Regions from separate parts of the Homo sapiens genome. Here region 2 is linked to region 1. Evidence: chromatin contacts called from ENCODE Hi-C or POLR2A ChIA-PET data. All regions are on one chromosome and are shown on one strand. Each heading gives the region's core, a stretch centred on a gene start or an enhancer-like site at or near the end of the contact. The rest is flanking DNA. Distances are from core to core; before and after follow the strand shown. Region 1 holds the start of LRP4 (LDL receptor related protein 4). Region 2 holds the start of FNBP4 (formin binding protein 4).

What was found. A loop is a pair of places that touch in the nucleus more often than their neighbours do. ChIA-PET counts read pairs that join two places held with the same protein, here RNA polymerase II (POLR2A). Pooled maps may share reads with other maps.
Region 2: a loop to region 1 is called in a pooled map, with 4 times the contacts of the local background. The contact joins the promoter of FNBP4 here to the promoter of LRP4 in region 1. A Hi-C loop is called at or near these places in 1 of 168 maps with a recorded cell type or tissue (B cell) and 8 of 50 pooled maps. POLR2A ChIA-PET finds 5 or more read pairs at or near these places in 3 of 52 experiments (A549, activated CD8-positive, alpha-beta memory T cell and activated T-cell).

Annotation. Positions count from the first base shown.
Region 1 is chr11:46,915,039-46,920,152 of GRCh38, forward strand. It overlaps LRP4 (LDL receptor related protein 4), which reads right to left and starts at 3,512. Exons shown (of 38, transcript NM_002334.4): 1 at 3,290-3,512. The coding sequence starts at 3,341. RefSeq lists enhancers at 1,702-2,573, 3,737-4,241, 4,936-5,114 and silencers at 3,077-3,246, 3,257-3,436, 3,447-3,676.
Region 2 is chr11:47,765,889-47,770,839 of GRCh38, forward strand. It overlaps FNBP4 (formin binding protein 4), which reads right to left and starts at 1,453. Exons shown (of 17, transcript NM_015308.5): 1 at 1,181-1,453. The coding sequence starts at 1,400. RefSeq lists enhancers at 1-743, 538-597, 744-1,668 and a silencer at 858-1,467.

The sequences.
Region 1 (5,114 bases), core at 2,262-4,761:
GGTTCCCTTGCACCTGTCATTCTTAATACCACGTGCCAGTCCAAAAGATGTTATCTGATATTCATCAGGGTACAGAAGAGGAAATCCAAAATCAGTGACAAGCCAAGTATGTTTCACAAGCCCAACAGATCAGGGACAAGGTCACTCAAGCACCATGACAACCCTGGTCACGACAACAGCGAGATGGAAAGGAGACCAGTCTCAGCTCAATTGCTCTGCACTTATTTTCAGATACAACCTTCTATCTACCCAAGCACGCCTAGGCAGAAGTTTTAACATTTCCCTTACCTGGATGAGACCTCTAGAACAAACACACTTTCCACTCTTCCAATGGTTGTCATCCATGCCCTTACTTCAAACTTCAGGATGAAAATCACTCAGGGCTATTACCAGCCATCAAGTTTCCTTCCAAAATCTTTAAGGTTGGAGAGTTATGTGGGCTGAGTCCAAACCAATAGGCTCTAGGAAAAGCCCCAAGGACTAGCAGCATCCAAATAAGCACCTTAAACTTTATTTATTTATTAAGATAGAGTCTCACTCTGTCGCCCCGGCTAGAGTGCAGGGGAGTGATCTTGGCTCATTGCAACTTCTGCCTCCCAGGTTCAAGCAATTCTCCTGCCTCATCCATTCGAGTAGCTGGGACTACAGGCATGTGCCACTGTGCCTGGCTAATTTTTGTATTTTTAGTAGAGATGGGGTTTTGCCATGTTGGCCAGGCTGGTCTTGAACTCCTGACCTGAAGTGATCCGCTAGTCTCAGCCTCCCAAAATCACCTTAAACTTTAGTGTCTTTAATTCATGCCTTGCTGAGGTCAGGTCTGCCTAATGGATCTACTACTACATTTATCACAACTGCTGTCTCCCTGAGCCCCTGGAATTGAGTGTCAGTCCAAAAGATGTTTTGGTGGTATTTTTGGTTGTGCTGGTTCCAGGCTCTGAAACTGCTCAATCTTACTGGTGAACTGTGAATCTGACCCCCCAGACCTCCAAGGATGGCTCAGTATCAGGCCAGGTGATGTGTATACCTTCACCCCACTGCCTACCCTTACAAACATGTGCACAGAAAGCTTCCCATGCTTAGACGTTTCTATTAAACTTTTTTCCTTAAAAAGAAACCTGGGCCGGACACAGTGGCTCACACCTGTAATACCAGCACTTTGGGAGGCCGAGGCAGGTGGATCACTTGAGCCCAGGAGTTGGAGACTAGCCTTGGCAACATGGTGAAACCCCATCTCTAGAAAAAAAAACAAAAATTTGTAGGGTATGGTGGTGCATGCCTGTAGTCCCAGTTACTCAGGAGGCTGAGATGACAAGATCACTTGAGCTTGGGAGGTCGAGGCTGTAGTGAGCTATGATTGCCCCACTGCATTCCAGCCTGGGCAACAGAGTGAGACACCCTCTCCAAGAAAAAAAAGAGAAAGAAACCTAAAAGCGTTACCGCGAATCCTCCCATTCTTTTTCTGTGAAACATTAGACATACGCAATTCTCTCCCCCCATTCTCACCCCCATCCTCTATGCACATGTAATATTTGCAGCGTTGACAGCTCTGGAGCAGTAAAATCTTCTTGGCCAGTCTCAGCCCGGAACCTTCCAGCTCCCCCTTCCCTAGGGCAGAAGGCGACAATCTCCTCTCTGGCTTTGTTGGTATCCGTTTTAACCCTAATTTTTTTTTTTTTTCCCAGTGCCTTGCCATTTCCCTTGATCTTTTTCAAAACTTCCTCCAGGGGGCTGAGAGGAAAGTTCCATCCCCTTTCCTTGCAACCCGAAGGGGGAAACCCCCCAAAAAGCAAAGCTGTCCCTTTAAGGGGCCCATGTGGTGGGAAGAACAGCTACATTCCTACCCCAGTAGGGCCGCTGTCCCAACACGCCAAAGAGGCTACAAATAACCTTCCAGGAGAGAGCCGGGGAGGGGAGAGCGCAGAGCGGAGCGGAACGTGGGCCGGCCAAGCTACCGCTCTTCGGAGAGAAAGAGCTCAGTCCGCGCTAGAGAGGACGCGGAAAAAAGCCCCTGAAAACCCACAGGTAGTTTAAATAAGAGACATGAAAACTCTGTTTTGGATTTGGGAGGTAAACCAATCTTTAAAACGAGTGCCTAGACATCTCCACGCCCTGCCAGGCAAGTTCGGAAATCTGCACTGACTTTTTCCACACGAGCTGTCCTACGTGAAAGAAAGAACCGGTAAAAGACCAGGCAGGGTCTCCAGACCCCTCCATTCTGAGCCCCAGCTCCCTTCATCGGGGCTGCGAGGCAAATGGGGAGACTCGGAACTCCCGCCACGATGAATAGCGATGGGTGAATAGGGCTGGGGTTCAAAGATCAAAGTTCTTTGATCTCTGGGCACAAACTAGGGAAAGCTGCTCAATCACGGGGTGCACCCAGGGTCGTTAAGAGCCCGCGGAGAAGCAGATTCCATCGGAGCCCTAGTCCCACACAACAGGGGGTACGGGCACCAAGGAGTCCTGCTGCAGCCGTCCAGCTCCCCCGAGGGCTGGGACCCTGCCGCGAGGGCCCGGCGGCTGCCTTCTGGGGTTCAGGGTTACCGGCCCCCTGCCCCCCTACCCCAGCCAGGGCAGATCTGCGGGAGCCTTCCAGCAGTTTCTTCCCTATATTCCTCCTCAGCCCCCTTTCCAACCACCTCCCTTTAGGACGATCCAGGGCTGGAAGCTGACTGGCCGCAGCCAAGAGAGGGACCCCGAAACACCGCCGAGGGGAGATGCTGCCCGCAAACAGTGCCCCAGAGCCCCTTGGTGGGAGCAAGACCTGGAGTCCGGGAATCGTTCTCCGAGTAGAGGAATCCCGGTGCCCAAGTACCAGATTCTACCGGGGCCTCTCTCCGCAACCCGCCCGAGCCCCCAGCCCCAGGAAGGAGGGCTATTTACAATTTATGGGTTTAGCGACCCTCCTCACCCGCCTCCCTTTCTTCGCACGCATTCATTCGCACCAAGGACACAGAGCCCCCGACCTAACCTGAAAGGGAAGCAGCCCCCGCTCTTGAAAGAGCAGCGAGGGAGGGCGAGCGAACGAACGCCCCGGACCTTACCCGCGCCCCGGCCCAGACCCGCGCCCCGGCCCAGACCCGAACCCGCGGAAGCGCCTCCGCTGATGCCCCCGCTCGGACTGCTGGAGCCGGGGCCGCTCCGGGTCCTCTCCCCTGCACGCAGCCCCAGGGCCACGGCTAGGAGCGAGGGCGAGGGGTCTCAGGCCCCGGCCCGCGCCGTCCAGGTCCCGGGAGGCGAGTCCTGCAGCGGCCGGACCCAGGGACAAACTTTCCCGGCGGGCGCCGCTTACCGTGTGCGCAGAGCAGGGCGCCAAGCAGCAGCGCGCCCCACTGCCGCCTCATGGTGCCGCCCGCGCCGCTCGCCCGGGGTCCCGCCGGCTCCCGCCGGACGGCGCGGCGGAGAAGCCCGCGGAGGGTCCCCGAGGGGGAAGCGTCCCGGGTGCACGGCGGCCTGCGCGCCCCGCAAGTCGCCCTCGGGCCGCCGCCGCCTCCAGTGCTGCCAGAGCCGACGCTGCCCCGCCAGGGGACCGGGAGGGGGTGTCCCGGGCCCGACCGCCCCGCCCCCCGCGCCGCAGCCCCGGCCACCGCCACCGCGCCTGGGCCCGCCCCCAGCGCCGGCCCGGCCCCTTCCCGCCCTCGGCCCCGGCTCCCTGGTCCCCCGACCCCACCCGCCGGCGCCTCCTGCGCGGGGCCCCGCTCCTCCTCAGGCCGCCCCCACATTCCTGGCCCGAGAGAGAGCCCCCTCCCTGTCGCTATTACTACTGCTTAAATTTCCCTAACTTAAAAAAAAAAAATTATCCTAGCAGCAAGTCTCGCCCCCGCTCACTCCAGCTCTATGCTTCAGACGAGCACCTGAGCTGACCCAAGTCGCCTGGACGTGACCCTGCCCCCGCCTACCGGCCCCAAGTCCAGACTTTTTTGATGTCTGCGAATACGCAAGGCTTGTGGATGCATAATCCTCTTGGGTCTTTATTGACATCAAACAAGGGACATCAGGGGGCCTGGAGTGCTGTATCTTAACTGGCGTTCTCACTGTCAAAATTCCTTTTCGGAGATTTTCTTCTCCCTGGCCTCCCCCGGTCTAGGCAGCGTTGTTCTAGGGCTAAATAATTCACCGACCCCCCCGCCCCTTTTCATTCACTCATTTCCTGAGATGGTTGTCTGGGTCCTGTTGCTCCAGCTCAGAGGCCCAGATTCGGCCCATACAGACTTAGTTCCTCCTTGCTGTCTTTGTAAATCACTGTTGTTAGCCTCTTCACCTTCTTTGACTTTCTGATCCTGACAAGGAAGGGAGGGGGTCAGGAAAGGAGTCCTCATGGGCAGCTGCACTCCCACAAAGCCCTCAGCCTCCTTCCAGCCCCAGTCTGTAGGTCCTTCCCTCAGATTTAACTTTTGATTTACTGCATAAAATCATAAACTTGTCTCTAGTCTTCCTTCCTTTTGTGGTCTACTCTCCCTAATGCATATTAATAATACGGATTAATTTCACCACCTTCCATTTTTCCAGGTTGAATCTTGTTTTGTTCCTTTTGCCCAAATGCCCAACTTTCTGATGGCCCAGTATATCGCTTTTTTCCCTCCCAGCTGATATGCCAGCATTTCTTGGGCTTGGATCATCTATGGATTTCATTAACTCACTTTCCTCACCAGTAAATAGAGTCAGGAAGACCCAAATGCCCCCTGTTAGCTGAGGGGAAAGTAATTTGGCATAGTGCAAAGTGGTTATTAGATTTCTCTAAATGGATACATTGACATTTCATCCTTGCTTGTTTTTTTCAGTACTTTCACTTCAAATTACCATCTTTTACCAAAGCTAACATGAACCATACTTTGCGACAGCAACAACAACAACATAAAAGATGTAAGGTGTTAACTCCTTGTTAGGCAGTAGTTTTCTATATCGTTTTGCCTGAAATTTTTATCCAGATGCAATGTGGTTGAACTAGCATCACCATGGTAACTATTACTGAAGCATTTTCTGGGTGTGTAGTTCTTCTTGCTGACTGAAGGCGGCAGTAGCGTCAGGTCAGGCTTACATGATCTTGGGGCTAGGCAAGACTGTCAACATTTCTGGCCTCGATCAGTTACCACAGCCTAAAATCCAAGGAGGAAAAA
Region 2 (4,951 bases), core at 203-2,702, 850 kb after region 1:
TGTCGCCCAGGCTGGTCAAACTCCTGACCTCGAGTAATCCGCCTACCTCGGCCTCCCAAAGTGCTGGGATTACAGGCATGAGTCACCGTGCCCTGGAGTCTTTCATCTGCTTACAAACTTCAACATCAAGGGAAGACTCTTACCATGGTAAATAAAAATTATTAATACATCTGCATGGCCGGGCGCGATGGCTCTCGCCTGTAATGATCGCTTGAGCCCTGGAGTTCGAGACCAGCCCGGGAAACATGAACTCCGTCTCTACTGAAAATACAAAAATTAGCCGGGCATGGTGGCAGGGTCCTGTAGTCCCAGCTACCCAGGAGGCTAAGGCGGGAGGATCGCTTGAACCCGGGAGGTGGAGGTTGCAGTGAGCCCAAGATCGCGCCACTGCACTCCAGCCTGGGCGACAGATTGAGACATTGTCTCGAAAAAAACAAAACAAAACTCTTAAAAAGTTACATCTGCAATACTTACAAATACATACAAAAACAGTAAGTATTCTCCAGGCTATGATAGGACCTTTACAAGACACACCAAACACTGCTATTGCGGATTTTTTCCAATTAACGAACCAGCGTGATCTCTGAACATGTGAAACGGTCGCGGCTTCTCCGGCGCCTAGTCCTGGAGTCACTTTTAATCTAAGCACCACTCCAGTGAGAACCACACAAATACTTAGGAACCTACCAGCTCCATTTCTCCAGCAGTTCTGCTAGTGTGGGGATGCTTACTAGCTGGAATATTAAGAGCTTTTTCTAAACGTCTCTATCCCCGTTTCGACAAAACCGAAAGGAGGCAGATGACGTGTGGAAAGGCCTGGCCCACAGTCACAGGCCGCGCACGCGGAAACTCATCCTCACATCCACCCTCTGCGTTACCCAAAACCGACCCGGGGCGTTTGGGAGACTCAGGATGCCCGAACTTCGGTCATATTTCAAACGTTCCCGGGGCAAGCCCTGCACCACAGATGGCGCCTCGGGCTTGGCCCGGGCCGAGGGCGCAGAACTCGGCCTGGCCCTTCTGCGGCCCGGAGCCCAGGGCCGCCCCGCCTGCAGGCCCGCAGCAGGCAGGCCTCGGAAGCCGACCTCGCCCGCCTCCCTCGCCGGGTCTGGCCAGGCGCCGTGAGGAGCCTAGGCCGCAAGCCCTGAGCTCGAGTTCAGGTCCCCCCGCGCACCCTTGCCTTCTGAAGGCGAGTCGTCCGAGGCCGCGGCGGCAGTCACCGCGGTGGTGGTGGTCGTCGCCGCCGACGGGGCGGGCTGGCTGGGGACCGCCGCGGTTGAGTCCGGCTCAGTGTCGGGTTCCGGCTCCGGGTCCCGGCCCGGCGTGCTGCCCCGAGGACCCGGCGGAGAGAGTTGCAGGATGGGCCTACGGCCGGGTACCGCCCGGGACTTCTTCCCCATCGCGAGCCCAAGCGCGAGCAGAGAGCGTCGGGCGGCCGAGAGGGGCGGGCACTGGAGGCTGGGCGCTGGGCCCTGGGCGCTGCGACGCGTAATCAATATTCATACACCGTGACACCGCCTCCAGCCCGGATCCGCTTTCAACCAGCGGAGCACGCGCTTGCGCAAGCGCCTCGGACCCTTCGGCTCTTCTGGCTCCTCCTCACCAGGAGAAAGGGCGGGATTACCAACTGCGCTAGGCGATTGGCTGTTTTGACCCAGAGAAGGGACCGGTGGCCAATGGAAAAGGAAAAAGGGTGAGAGTCCAGCCAATAGTGCGGTAGGGCCTGAATTAGAACGACTTCCCCACTTCCGTCGGGTTCCACCCATGCGCTTTCCCCAAGCCTTTTCTTTGCCTACTTGTCCTCCATCTTGTGGCTATTCTCGGCCTAGAGTTTCATGTTGTCTGTCTTCTAGAAAGGTGTGCTGCTGGGCCCAGCTCACTCACGCCTGTAATCTCAACACTTTGGGAGGCCGAGGCGGGTGGATCACGAGGTCAGGAGTTCAAGACCAGCTTGTCCAAGATGGTGAAACCCCGTCTCTACTAAAAATACAAAAGATTTAGTCGGGCGCGGTGGCAGGCGCCTGTAATCCTAGCTAGTCGGGAGACTGAGGCAGGCGAATCGCATGAACCCGGCGGCAAAGGTTACAGTGAGCCGAGATCGCGCCACTGCACCCCACCCTGGGTGACAGAGTGAGACTGTCTCAAGAAAAAAAAGAAAGGTGTGCTGTTTTCTGAGCCCTTCCCCACGTTTCGCCCGGATTATTGTGGCTTACTTTGGGTATAGCATTGAACATTAAATGGGACAGTGGGTCTTTTACGCTTTTGTAATTTCCTGCAGCACACAAATAGATGTCTCATATTTTCTCGCTTATTAGCTGGGAAAAATCACGAGATACTCCACTACCTACAAGGAAAAAGCCTAAAATTGTTGGGATGGCATACAGGAACCTTACCAGTTTTGTACTACTATCGTCAACATGCTTTAATTTACCCTTGCTTTAACACTGCCCCCTCTCCCGTCTCCTGCCTCTGGAGCCCGCCACTTGGAGCATCACCTCCCTCACTTTTCCTTTGCACTGACTGGAATAATTACTGCATCACATGATGAAAGTCTTTTATTGTTTCATCAGGGCGCAATGCAGACGCAGTGCAGGCGTGACCTCTCCTGCCCAGCCTCTCCCTGGCACTTGACATCCTGTTGACATCCGTCTCCCCTCTAAACTAAGGAATGCGAGTGGTATTTATTTTTATATCCGCAGCAGCTCAGTTCCCACTAAAAATATCTAATACTTACTGAGCTCTATGTGTCAGTCACCAAGCACTTTACACGTAGAATTGCATTTGATCTTTTAAAATGATTATTTCTAATTTTATTTTTAAACGTGTCTTGCTCTGTCATCCAGGTTGGAGTAACGTGGCATGATTATAGCCCACTGCATCCTCAAACTCCTGGGCTAAAGCCATTTTTTTTTTGAGACGGTGTCTCGCTCTGTTGCCCAGGCTGGAGTGCAATGGCGCAATCTCGACTCACTGCAGCCTCTGCCCTCCGGGTCCAAGCAACTCTCCTGCCTCAGCCTCCCCAGTAGCTGAGATAATAGGCGCCCACCACCACGCCTGGCTAATTTTTGTATTTTTAGTTGAGACAGGGTTTTGCCATGTTGGTCAGGCTGGTCTTGAACTCCTGACCTCAGGTGATCCACCCGCCTCGGCCTCCCAAAGTGCTGGGATTACAGGTGTGAGCCAGCGTGCCTGGCCTAATTTTTTAATTTTAATTTTAATTAATTTATTTTTGAGAGAGCTTCTCTCTGTCGCCAGGCTGGAGTGCGGTGGCACGATCTTGGCTCACTGCAATCTCTGCCTTCCAGGTTCAAGCGATTCCCCTGCCTCAGCCTCCTGAGTAGCTGGTACTACAGGCGCGCAGCACCTTGCCTGTCTAATTTTTTGTATCTTAGTAGAGATGTGGTTTCACCATATTGGCCAGGCTGGTCTAGATCTCCTGACCTCATGATCTGTCTGCCTTGGCCTCCCAAAGTGCTGAGATTACAGATTTTTTTTTGTATACAGAGTCGCCCAGGTTGGAAGGCAGTGGTGCGATTTTGGCTTAAGGGAGGAGACCACCCCTCATATTGTCTTATGCCCAGTTTCTGCCTCCAAAGAAAGAAAAAGTAAAAACTAAAAGGCAGAAATGAAATCCACAGGCAGACAGCCCGGCACCACACCCTGGGCCTGGTAGTTAAAGATTGACCCCTGACCTAATCGGTTATGTTATCTATAGATTAAAGACATCGTATAGAAAAGCACTGTGAAAATCCCTATCCTGTTTTGTTCCGATCTAATTACCGGTGCATGCAGCCCCCAGTCACTTACCTCCTGCTTGCTCAGTCGATCACGAACCCTCTCATGCGCACCACCTTAGAGCTGTGAGCCCTTAAAAGGGACAGGAATTGCTCACTCGGGCAGCTCGGCTCTTGAGACAGGAGTCTTGCCGATGCCTCTGGCTGAATAAACCCCTTCCTTCTTTAACTCGGTGTCTGAGGAGTTTTGTCTGCGGCTCGTCCTGCTACAGGCTCACTGCAACCTCCACCTCGTGGGTTCAAGCAATTCTCCCATCTCAGCCTCTGGAGTAGCTGGGACTACAGGCGCATGCCATCACCCCCACTAATTTTTGTATTTTTAGTAGAGACGTTTCACCATGTTGGCCAGGCTGGTCTTGAACTCCTGACCTCAAGTGATCTGCCTGCCTTAGCCTCCCAAAGTGTAGGGATTACAGACGTGAGCCACGGTGCCTGGCCTAATTTTTTTTTTTTTTTTAGAGGGAGTTTTGCTCTTGTCACCCAGGCTGGAGTGCAATGGCATGATCTCAGCTCACTGCAACTTCCGCCTCCTGGGTTCAAGCGATTCTCCTCCCTCAGCCTCCCGAGTAGCTGGAATTACAGGCACCCGCCACCACCCCCTACTAATTTTTTGCATTTTTAGTAGACGGGGTTTCGCCATGTTGGCCAGGCTGGTCTCAAACTCCTGACCTCAGGTGATCCACCCGCCTTGGCTTCCAAGAGTGCTAGGATTACAGGCCTGAGCCACCGTGCCTGGCCCGAAGAATTTGCTGGGTTTTTTTGTTTGTTTGTTATTATGTTTTGAGACGGAGTCTCGCTCTGTCACCCAGGCTAGAGTGCAGTGGTGCAATCTTGGCTCACTGCAAGCTCTGCCTCCCGGGTTCACGCCATTCTCCTGCCTCAGCCTCCCCAGTAGCTGGGACTACAGGCACCAACCACCACGCCCCGCTAATTTTTTTGTATTTTTAGTAGAGACGGGGTTTCACCGTGTTGGCCAGGATGGTCTCGATCTCCTGATCTCGTGATCCACCTGCCTTGGTCTCCCAAAGTGCTGCGATTACAGGCCTGAGCCACTGCGCCAGGCCAAGAATTTGCTGTTTTAAAGCTGTTAGCAGGCTGGGCGCAGTGGCTCATGCCTGTAATGCCAGCACTTTGGGAGGCCGACGTGGGCGGATCAC